Regions from separate parts of the Mus musculus genome. Here all the other regions are linked to region 1. The links are chromatin contacts, found by POLR2A ChIA-PET in ENCODE. All regions are on one chromosome and are shown on one strand. Each heading gives the region's core, a stretch centred on a gene start or an enhancer-like site at or near the end of the contact. The rest is flanking DNA. Distances are from core to core; before and after follow the strand shown. Region 1 holds the start of Erbb3 (erb-b2 receptor tyrosine kinase 3). Region 2 holds the start of Rab5b (RAB5B, member RAS oncogene family). Region 3 holds the start of Suox (sulfite oxidase).

Evidence for each region. ChIA-PET counts read pairs that join two places held with the same protein, here RNA polymerase II (POLR2A).
Region 2: POLR2A ChIA-PET joins it to region 1 with 10 read pairs in Patski. The contact joins the promoter of Rab5b here to the promoter of Erbb3 in region 1. POLR2A ChIA-PET finds 5 or more read pairs at or near these places in 3 of 5 experiments (Patski and embryonic stem cell).
Region 3: POLR2A ChIA-PET joins it to region 1 with 10 read pairs in Patski. The contact joins the promoter of Suox here to the promoter of Erbb3 in region 1. POLR2A ChIA-PET finds 5 or more read pairs at or near these places in 3 of 5 experiments (Patski and embryonic stem cell).

Annotation. Positions count from the first base shown.
Region 1 is chr10:128,587,659-128,591,204 of GRCm38, reverse strand. It overlaps Erbb3 (erb-b2 receptor tyrosine kinase 3), which reads left to right and starts at 1,570. Exons shown (of 28, transcript NM_010153.2): 1 at 1,570-1,785. The coding sequence starts at 1,704.
Region 2 is chr10:128,694,706-128,698,251 of GRCm38, reverse strand. Rab5b (RAB5B, member RAS oncogene family) reads left to right here and starts at 1,984. Exons shown (of 6, transcript NM_177411.4): 1 at 1,984-2,066. Cdk2 (cyclin-dependent kinase 2) reads left to right here. Exons shown (of 8, transcript NM_183417.3): 8 at 1-313. It also overlaps a transcript of Pmel not described here.
Region 3 is chr10:128,671,985-128,675,530 of GRCm38, reverse strand. It overlaps Suox (sulfite oxidase), which reads left to right and starts at 1,613. Exons shown (of 4, transcript NM_173733.3): 1 at 1,613-1,679; 2 at 2,929-2,992; 3 at 3,250-3,427. The coding sequence starts at 2,940.

The DNA.
Region 1 (3,546 bases), core at 321-2,820:
CGTGTGCCACCATGCTCGGCTCATTAGCAAGTTTAAAGAATCATTGCAAGAGGGTGAGGTATGGGGGAACCTGAAAAGATGACTCAGTGTTTAAGAGCACTTGTTCTTCCAAAGAACCAGGGTTAGACCCACATGGCAGCCCACAATAATTTGTAACTCCAGTTACGAGGAATTCAACGACTTCTTCTGGCCTCTACAGATACCTAAATGGGTTTGCAGAGAAAGCCTGTTGACTTGAGTTCCATCTCACAACCCCGGTAAAAGTGGAAAGCGATAATCGACTCCCCCAAAGTTGTCTTCCAGCTTCCATACGCATATCATAGCGCGAACGATCATACACACAGGAATGATAACAAATTTTTTTAAAAATTGTAGCAGGAGAGCCGGATATGGTGGCGCACATCTGTACTTGGGAGGTGGAAGCCAACAGTCTCAGCCATATAATATATTCGAGGCCAGCCTGAGCTATATGAACTATATGAGACCTTGTCTCAAAACCAAAAAATAAACAAAAGAGAAGAAAGGAGTGTAGCTGATAGCCTTAGCCTAGGGGGAGGGGACCATAAATTCTCAGGGCAAAATCTTGGAATGCCAATGTAAGGGATGCGAAATGTAAGGAGTTGGGCACCAGGGGGCGCCAGTCGGACCCGTCCGGGACGAAGCAACCCAGGGTCCCGGGGGTCATGTGCGGTGACTTCCCCGCGCCCCTCTTCGCTGTCGCCTCCGGGGTGAGCGTTGCTGTGCCCTTTGGGGTCCGCGGAGGAGAGGCGGGAACCGCGGCCGTCCGGACGGCGCGGTCGGTCCCTCAGAGACAGCTGTTCTCTCGGGAGGCCGTGGGGGGCAGCAGAGGGGACGGCGACAGGTGCGGGAGCCCCTCCCCGGGCAGAAGTGGGAAGGCGGACTCCGGGGTCTGTTCCCAGGCTGGAAACCGCCCCCGCCCCCCAGGCAAATCCCCCCGAGAGGCCGAGCCGGCGCCGGGTCTGCAGGAGGAAGCGGCCGGAGACAGTGCGATTTCACGCAGCCTCCGGGGCTCGGGTTCCCGAGCTGGGTACATGAGTTACGGGGCTTTGCGTCCCGGGGAAACTGAGGTGGCATGAACGCTAGGCTGAAAAACAACCTCCCACTCGAAAAAATAGAAATACTCACACTCCGAAAGAAAAAAAAAATCCCTCAAGTGATCCAACCGGCTAGGGGAGTTGAGTGATTTGGTTAATGGGCGAGGCCAGCTTTCTGGGGGCTGGGCTTCGGAGCGCTCTCCCTACGCGCATTCACTACCTTTCCCCCGCCTGGGGACGTTTGGAATCTTGATCTCCTCTTAACCATCTCCGGGGGAAATTGCTGGAGTGAGACCCCTCCTTGACCCTCTTGGCCAAGCTGTGGGCTGGCGGGGCACGCTTGGGCGGGTGTCTCGGGCTACAACCATCAGGACTCCAGCCTCGCACGGGAGGGGGCGCGGCCGTGACTCACCCCTTTCCCCCTTCACTCCCTCCCTCCCTCCCTTCCTCCCTCCCTCCCAGACAGACACCCTCCCCTGCCGTCCCGCTCCGGACTCCGACTACGGCTCCGGTTGCAGTTTGCAACCTCCGCTGCCGCCGCGGCCACCTAATCGCTGGCTGTTCAGGTGGCTGTCGCCTGGATGTCCTCCTAATCTTGGGGGCCCCGGGCCAGACTCGGCTGGGCTCCCTTCACCCTCCACTGTAATCATGAGTGCGATTGGGACTCTGCAGGTGCTGGGTTTCCTTCTCAGCCTGGCCCGGGGTTCCGAGATGGGCAACTCTCAGGCAGGTAAGCCGCGCGGGAGCCCCAGCAGGCTGGAAGCTGGGGGCGCAATCTGAGCGCTCGCAGACCCTGGGCAAGGAGTTTGGGTTCTGACGCTTTGAACTGGGGGGTGCGGTACAGGGTCTGCTCGGACCACCAAGGAGGGGACCGTGTGCCTCAGTTCTTGGAGTGGGCTGGTCAGGGACTGCATTCCTGTATGCCTACCCTTATTCCCAGGGCGTCGCCGACCCTCTAATTGGTTTTATTCTGATCTGGTTGGTGCCGAACAGTAGTTCACACTTGAGAGTCTTGGGAGGAGGGTGGGCAGGGACCCTTCTGTAAACGTAAGGAGCCTTGGCTTGAAAGGGTCTCCGTTTGCTCTCAGGTTCCCTGGCCCCCACCCCATTCCAGGTTTCAACAACCCCCAGTTTCGTTGTTTTGCCGACAGGGCGGGGCTATGCAAGGGTTTGAAGTTGTTGTTTTCTAATGTTGGAAAAACAAGAATGGCACCTCCTCTTCCGTGAGTGGGGCTGTCCTGAGAAGGCTGAGATTAACCTGAGGGCCAAGTCCAGGTGACATCAGTGAGAGGTCTCACAGAGGCTGACTGCCTGCTTTCCCATAAGATAAACCGGTCCCCAACTTAACCAACTTCTCTTTATCAAGACCCAGGTTAATTCAGTGAACATGTTGGGCATCTATTACATACTATACTATTTCCAGGTTATATACCCTAAGCTGGAGCTCTGGAAGAAAGGACAATCAGACCTCTTTCTCTCTCCAATCTAAGGCCACCTCTCCCACCTTCTGAACATTCTACTCTGTGAACTGGCTCCTAGACCCAACTTCTGCCCTTCCCCCATTCAATGCCATCTGAGCCTGTTCCGTGTCTCTGGGACTATGGACACTTGAAGAGCACTAGAATTGGTATCATTAGAGTCCTGTTGATCTTTCCCCTTTCCCAGATCCCCAGATCTCAGTTTGGGGTTGGCACATTCATTGCCCCTTCCCCAGAGTGGGAGTGGGAGAAACCACCTGTGCTTCCCCCACAGTTGCTGGGCCTAAATTTAGCCCCTGGGATCTTGAGATGTGAACACTCCCAGCTGGTGGAGGGGGTGGTCTGGAGACTGAAGTGGGAGGGGCCAGGGGAGTGACTGGATCACTGTCCCATCTGACTGTGCCCCCACCAACCAGGAACCCAAGAGTCCAAGATTCCCACCACCCTCCTCAAGAGGCAGGGAGCAGGCATGTTTAGTTCTCTATCCTTTATCTCCATCCTGAGCCTCTGGGCATCCGGCCCTGTCTCAAGCCTTGTATAGCCCCTTTGTCCCCTTGTGTGTGTGGCTGGGGCTTCTGAGGGCTGGAGGTTCTTGGTCTGCGCAGTCAATGCTCTCCACAGAGAAAGGTTCTGACTTTGAGCCTTTGCTCCTCTGTGAGTGTGGTCCACCCCACACCCACCCGCAGTTCTCGCTGCTTCCTGTGCGCCCCAAGTTGCCTGGTTCCTCCTGGGTAGTTGTTTATACTCCCGTCCTACCCAGGCCCTTTGCCCCTGTTTGTGAAATGTGGACTTTACCCTAAGGGTGGCAGGTAACCGAGACAGACCTGTAGGGCCTTGCAAAGCACAAGACACAAAGTGTGCAAGGCATTGTGGGCAGGTGGGATGGACTGGACACTTGTAAAACTTCCCAACTCGGGGCCCCAGGGGCAAACAATATATATTTCTGCACCAGAGTAACTGTGTACGTGTTTGTGTGCCAGCATGCACGCACAGGTACACATCATTTCCCTATG
Region 2 (3,546 bases), core at 735-3,234, 110 kb before region 1:
TTTTGTAAGGCTTTGACCTGGTTAGGTCATTGGGGGAAATTTTCTATAAAAGAGTGAACAATTATATTTATATTTCAAGTTAAAGTAGTTTGGATACTTTAGTGGTTTTGTTGTTGTTTCTTCTTTTTCCTTTTTTTTTTTTTTTTGTCAGTGTGGATGGATTTGTTGCCATGTGCACTTTGGGATTTTGTAATTGTTAAAAGAAAATATTTCTTTTATGATTTTCTTCTCCCACTCCCTGTCCTCCAGTGTTCTGTTAATATTATTTGTAATTTAGTTTGTAAATTCATTAAAAGAAAATATTCTCAGCTGTAGAGTGAATCTCTTTCATATTTATCCTTCATTTATTTTTTTACTGAAAAAATGGTGTGGGTGATATTCTGAATGTGAATAAGCAGTATGTGTCCACCTAATCTCTGTACATGCAGGCCCTCCTGCCATGCTCTTTAGTGGGGTGTTTGTAAGGATGGAGAAACTGAAGAGCTTCCTTCCAACTTTCCCCTACTCACACAGGCACACCAATACAGAACACTGTTTCAATTCCTTCTTTTAGCAGCAACTTGAGTGGGCTTCAGGGGCCTTTGTCTCAACCCTCCATTTCCCAGGAAGTGTTCACCATTTTGTGTAGAGTTTTGTTTGTTTGGTCTGGTTTTGAAATTGTGTGTGCATGTGAGCCACAAGTGCCCGCAGAGGCCAGAAGAGGGCATATCATCTCTCCTAGAGTTACAGGCAGCTGTGAGCAGTGGTACTGGGAACAGGCCTTGGGTCTTCTACCGGAAGTGTATGCTTCTCTAGCTTGCCTCTAGGCCCTAGGTTCAATCCTCAGTACCGAAAAAAAAAAAAAATCCTCAGCAAAGTTGTCTAAATGTTTTTTCACATTTACAAACAATTCAGAAAATATCAATGTGAAAATATTTAGGAGGCTAAAGTGTCTTCAGACTACCACTTTCTGTTGTCATGGCAATTCACCCCAAAACTACTGTTCTCTAGTGCGCCACTAAAAAGAATTTACAAGATAAAAGTTGTTTAATTTCCTGGTTTTGGGTCTTTACTTTTTTTTTTTTTTTTTTTTTTTTTTTTTTTTTTTGGTTTTTCGAGACAGGGTTTCTCTGTGTAGCCCTGGCTGTCTTGGAACTCACTTTGTAGACCAGACTGGCCAGACTCAGAAATCCGCCTTGCCTCTGCCTTCCCAGTGCTGGGATTAAAGGCGTGCACCACCATGCCCAGCAGGGTCTTTACTTTCTTAATTTGACACAGAAAGCAGGGCACGGGGAGAAGAGAAGGTTAATGCTGGTATCATTGTTTTTTGTTTTTGTTTTTTTGGGGGGGGGACATCGTTGTGTAGCTTGGAACTCATGGAGATCCTCCCGATTGCTAGGATTAAACATGTGGGCCACCAAGCCCAGTTTACTCCCCTCCCCATCCCCCTTATACTGAGGTCTTGTTAAACTGAGTATCCCGGGTTAGCCTCAAACTCAGAACTGCCTCCACCCCAATCCACTGTGCTGAGATTGGGAGTGCCACACCACACCCGACCAAAAGCCTTCTTCACTTCTTCACTAGCCTTGCCTGCCTGTCAAATTCGGAAATTTCCCAATACTGGTTAAAATTTCCTTTTGACCCGCCTTCTTCACTCACCTGATTAGATGTTTACGAGTCGAGAGGCGGGGGAGGGGTGTCACGGGTGTTGAGGTTCTATTGGCTGACGCACATGCCTGTCAGTGATGCACTGCCCCCTTTCCCAGGAGCTCTCTCTTTAATGGCTACTTATCCCGTCAATCTTCAAGGCTTCTCGTGTAGGTATTGGCTTGCGGCCTCGCCAATCCAGTCTCTCACTTGTGCTAGTTGGTGATAGTCCCTCAGAGCCCGCCTTTCTCCAGAAGATTGGCGGGCGGACGCTCACATAGCCCACCCACCACGGTAGGCGGGTGATCTTGCGATTGGCTGGAGCCGCCCCGGCGAGGAGGAGGAGGAGGAGGAGGCGAAGGGGGTAGGAGTTTGGTTGAGCTGCAGCTGTTTGTCTGTTCCACACAGGCTTGGGCCCGACGGGGGATACGGAGCCCCAGGTACCGAGCTGATGGAGCCCACAAGGGCAGAGGCGGAGGTCCCGAGAGGAGCGCCGCCTGGCCTGTGGCAGAGGCGGGGCGGGCCGACGTCAGGGCTCCAGAACCTCCTGGAGAGGGCCGAAGGGGCTGTCCCACAGGCCTAGTGGGCGCTGAGGAGGTGATCGGCAGGGCTGGGAGCCGAGCCTCTAGTTGGGAGGCGGCTGGGTTCTGGCTGTGGTGGCCGCTCGGGGGCCGGGCGCGGGGACCCGGAGCCGGTGAGGACCAGGGCCGGCCTCGGGACTCTGAGCACCGCGGTGAGGAGGGAGGAGCTGGGGTCGGAGACCAGGCAGTGAGGGAGGGGAAGCCAGCCCATTTGGCTGGAGGTGTGGAGGGGACAGTGCTACGCCCAGCCCCGAGGGTAGCCGAGGCTGGGTCTCCCGAGACATCCACTGTTGGGGCTCTTAGCCGAGAGAGGCATTCTTTTCAGGGAAAGTGACTGTTGAAAGGGGAACTAGGGGTACTGGTGTTGCCGAGAGGGATTTGGTCTCACTGAAGTCAATGAAGAATGTAGAAGACCAAAGTGGAAGGAAGTAGAAACGGTTTGCTATTAGTAATGGGAACTTCTGGAATGATGGTGAGGGGAGGCTCAGTATCTTGGAAGTTCCTTACTCTTCTGTTCCTTTAGTGCTTGGGTGTGGTGATTTGAAGTTTTGGGGTACTTCAGGAATAGGGAATGAAGACAAAGGTAAAATTATGTATTATTCCATGGCGCCTGGCAGCTCTACGTCCAGCCCCCCCCCCCCACACACACACACCACTTTAGTTTACCCTGACCTCATAGCTAGTCATGACTGCACTCCTGTTTCCTTTAGGTTTGCTATTGTATTCGTTGTTTTTCCTATTTCATCTACTGTGAGAGAACTAAGAAAATTTGGGAGTGCTTTGCTCAGTCTTTCCCACTTCATAATGTGATCTGTGGTGACTACGCTTATTTAACCTAGATTTGAGGAACTCTGTCATTTGCATGGAAAGGGGCAAAGCAATCCCCAGCCATTAAAAAAAAAAAAAAAAAAAAAAAAGGACCATGTTTATTGAAACTTCTGTGAGACTTGCACTTGAGCATTTCCTAGATAGTTAATGGGACAGACTATTCACGCCAGGAACTGTGAGGTGATATCCCTGAAGGGATTTGGGGAAGAATTGAGAGGTTAGCTACCAGAAGGTTGGCACCATCCTTTCTTCTTTGCCCACTTATTCAGGAACGTGTGTGTGTGTGTGTGTGTGTGTGAGATTAGTTATTTAGGTCAAACCTTGAGGTATTTAGAAAGATGGATTATAGAGAATGAAGAAGTCTTTAAATTATATTATATGTAATAACCTGCATACATATGTGAGCCACAATGTCAGAGGATAACTTGTGGCTGTTTGGTATTCAAACATGGCATGTGTGTGTGTGTGTGTATGTATGCATACATATATACACACACACACACATATAGAG
Region 3 (3,546 bases), core at 364-2,863, 84 kb before region 1:
CATCTGTGGGCCTTTGTCAAGTCAGCAGTGCCTCAGTCTCTCCAGCTGTGCAATGAAGAGACTGTGGAGGTTGAGCCAGGTGTGTGGCACACACCTAGTATTCCCAACACCTGGAAGTAGAGGTCCATCTGCACTACAGGAGATAGTAGCTCCCTAAAATAAAGGTGGTGCATTAGTAGATGGACGGAGAAACCATACCAAGTACATATTTGACAGGGTCTTTGTGTACAATCATGGCCGGCCTCAGCTGGAATCATACTCTGGCACTGTAACACCAACTGAAACTTTATTTTCAACAACAGGGCCTGGATGTGCCCTTTACATTAATCCCAGCACTCTGGAGACAGAGGCAGGCAGATCTCTGTGAGTTCCAGGCCATCCTAGTCTACACAGTAAGTTCTAGGACAGTCAGGGCTACACAGAAACCCTGCCTCAAAAAATAAAAACAAAAACAGAACCAACCTTTCGGATGATAATCTGCAAAGGCTGAAAACCTTTCCACTCCCAAAAACGTTAGAGTCAATATCACCTATTCACTATCACGTCCCCTTTTCTGAGTACACTTCCCTGTTCAGGATTCTTAGCCCAATTCCTCAAAAAACAAAAACCAAAAACAATCAAAAAACATAAATGGACAAAGATGAACTTCCAGATGTAAAAGTTTGTTCTAAGTTGATGCGACTGTAGCTCAACCCTCTGGTCTCTAGAGGGCAGTCTATGAATGTTTGTTCCCGGAGCCCAAAGTGAATGTCAAAATTTCAATCTCTAGTAAATGATTAAGAGTAATAGCAAATTTTTCTATCATTGTCCTTTACCTTTTATATACAAGACTACAATGTTTATACTTTTGTTAAACTGCCCTTTTTTCTTGTTTAAGTAGACGCTTTTTAAAAAATTCATCACGCAGACTTTGGTGCATGCTTTTAAGTGAGGTACTCGAGGCAGAGACAGACAAATCTACCTCCGGAGTTCCGGATCAGCAGGGTCTACAAAGCTAGATTCAGACCAGCCAGAGCTACATAGTGAGACCTTGTCTCAAATAAAACATGGTTTTTCGGTATTGCTGTTTTCACACTTCAGAAATCCACTCTGGGAATCGTTGAGCCACTATTTTGGGCATCATTTCTGCCGTTATTCCTGGCCTTGCTTTCCCTAGGACTCAACGTTGCAACACCGAACTACCGAGGCGCGGGACAAAACCCTGGGTTTTCCCCGGGAATGTGGTCCCCATTCTCGTGGCCACCTTTCAAGGCCTTGTCACCTTCCACTGTCTAGATACAGAGCATCAGTTGTGCCTCACAATTCCCTACGGAGCTGCGGTCTGCTCTGGTCACCAGTGTGTGACCCCGGTCCCCGGGAGGCAGAGGCCTGTACCATCCAGGACCCGGCGACGCCCCGCCCCCCAGCTTCGCAACCCCGCGACCCGGCGACCCGGCGACCCGGCGACCCGGCGACCCGGCGACCCGGCGACCCGGCGACCGGGCGACAGTTGACAGTCCTCGTCAAGAGCAGCTGCAAAGCTAGGGGCCAATAGCTGCGGAGCCGGCGAGGGGCGTCAGGACGCCTGCACAAACTGTACACGTCACGGCCGAGCCCCGCCCCGCCCCGCCCCTCCGCTCTGGGCCGCTCTAGCCCTGCACGGGGCGGGTGAAATTGTTCCGCTGCCGACATCCAGCCGGGTAAGGGGACTGCGACCGGGAGAGAAAGGAGGGAGGGCAACGGTGGGACCAAGGCGGCCAGTGCCGCCAAATCTTGGAGTAACTTGGAGCAACCTCCAAATCTTAGCAGTAGCAAAAGAACCAGTATCTCCATATATGATGTCGGTGTGCTCCTGGGGTCGCAGGCTGGTGTTCTGTCCGAATTCTGGACAGACACACCCTCCTACCTAAAGTGTCTCAGAGAGTAAGGACTACTCTTGCACCACGGAGTAGCATTTCGGTATTTAGCAGGCCGCTCCTCCCAAACCTGGAACGGGGCTGGTAAAAAGCAGGTTGCTGAAATTAAGAGTAGATGGCAGGAAGAGTAGGGATCCCCGTGGCCCAGGCGTAAAGAGGAGAAAAATTCGCCTTTTCCATCTTCCTTCGCCATTTGTAAGAGTCCCATCCCTAGCATCTCAGCAACCAGCGGCTTCTTACTACTCTCCACTTTGACCATCCTAGGTCAGAGAGGCACTAGGTTGTGAGGAAGACACCTCAGCAGGACAGAGAGCAGAAAAATTAACTTCCTTCTCTAGCCCATCCCCTGACACCCTGGCCATTGACTCTGCTCAGTTTGCTGAGATCACTAGAATGCCATAGACTACGAGGTCAGGGTGGAGACTCTGAATTGAGGTTCAGTTCTCAGATGGGGTATTTATTTTAGAAGGGTGGAGGGAGAAAAGAGGAAAGGTCTGAGTGAATGTTATTACTTGTTTACTCTTCGTATCAGTTCCTCTGGGTAGAGATGAGGATACAAGTTCAGAGAGGCCCGCTGTGTTGCCATGGGAGCTGGTTAATGACAAGGCCTGGTTTTGCAAACCCCAGGCAGTTTGCTTCCAGGATTCTGGCTCCTTCACCCCATTAGGTTGCAGCCACCTCTTGTCTGTTTTCATCAGTCTCAATTTAGAAGTAATTATAAAATAGGGGCTGAGGATATGACTCAGTGGTAGAGTTATAATATTCTCAAGACCTTAGGTTCAATACACAGCATCATTAGAAAAAAAATTGGCAAACCTCTAATCTGTCCTTTAGTCCCTTTGCCTGGGGCATTGTTCTTTCTAGAAGCCTCTGTACCTTTCCATCCCCACTCCACCCCCATTCCTTTCGGCACAGTGTGTCTCTGAAGTGCTCCAAGTGTACTCTTAAGAACACATTTGGACCATGCACTCTCAGGTCTCCCAAACATGGGGTTTTCTTGGTTTGAAACCTAGAATCTATCTTCTTGTTGTAGGTCTTGCCACGATGCTGCTGCAGCTATACAGATCCGTGGTTGTGAGGCTTCCACAGGCCATCAGGTAGGTTTTCCCAAGCCAGTACTTATCTCCTAGCCTATCTCATAATTATCTTATCTGGTAGATATTTATCTTATCTGACACATAATATAGTACAGTATTGGAGGAAAGAGAAAGCCATATTTCGCTGGTCCTACCCATCCGGAAGAAACCAAATTCCAATTGCAAACTGGTGACTAATGAGGGAGAGGTGACTGACCACACTACTTCACTGGTGCTTTCTTGGGACGTTCTGTGCTACTAATATCTCTGTCTTCCAGAGTCAAGTCAACCCCCTTGAGGCTCTGCATTCAAGCATGCTCCACAAATGATTCACTTGAGCCCCAGCATCCCAGCCTTACCTTTTCTGATGATAACTCAAGGACTCGGAGATGGAAAGTCATGGGGACCCTGTTAGGCCTGGGTGTGGTGCTGGTCTACCATGAGCATCGGTGTAGGGTAAGTGGGAAAAGAGCTTCCATGCCGGAACAAAGGGATCTTATAGGCTCTGTCTTCATGAACTGTAGAAATACAACCTGCTCCCTTAATTTCCCAGACTGACTGTGGATGGGGTCAGA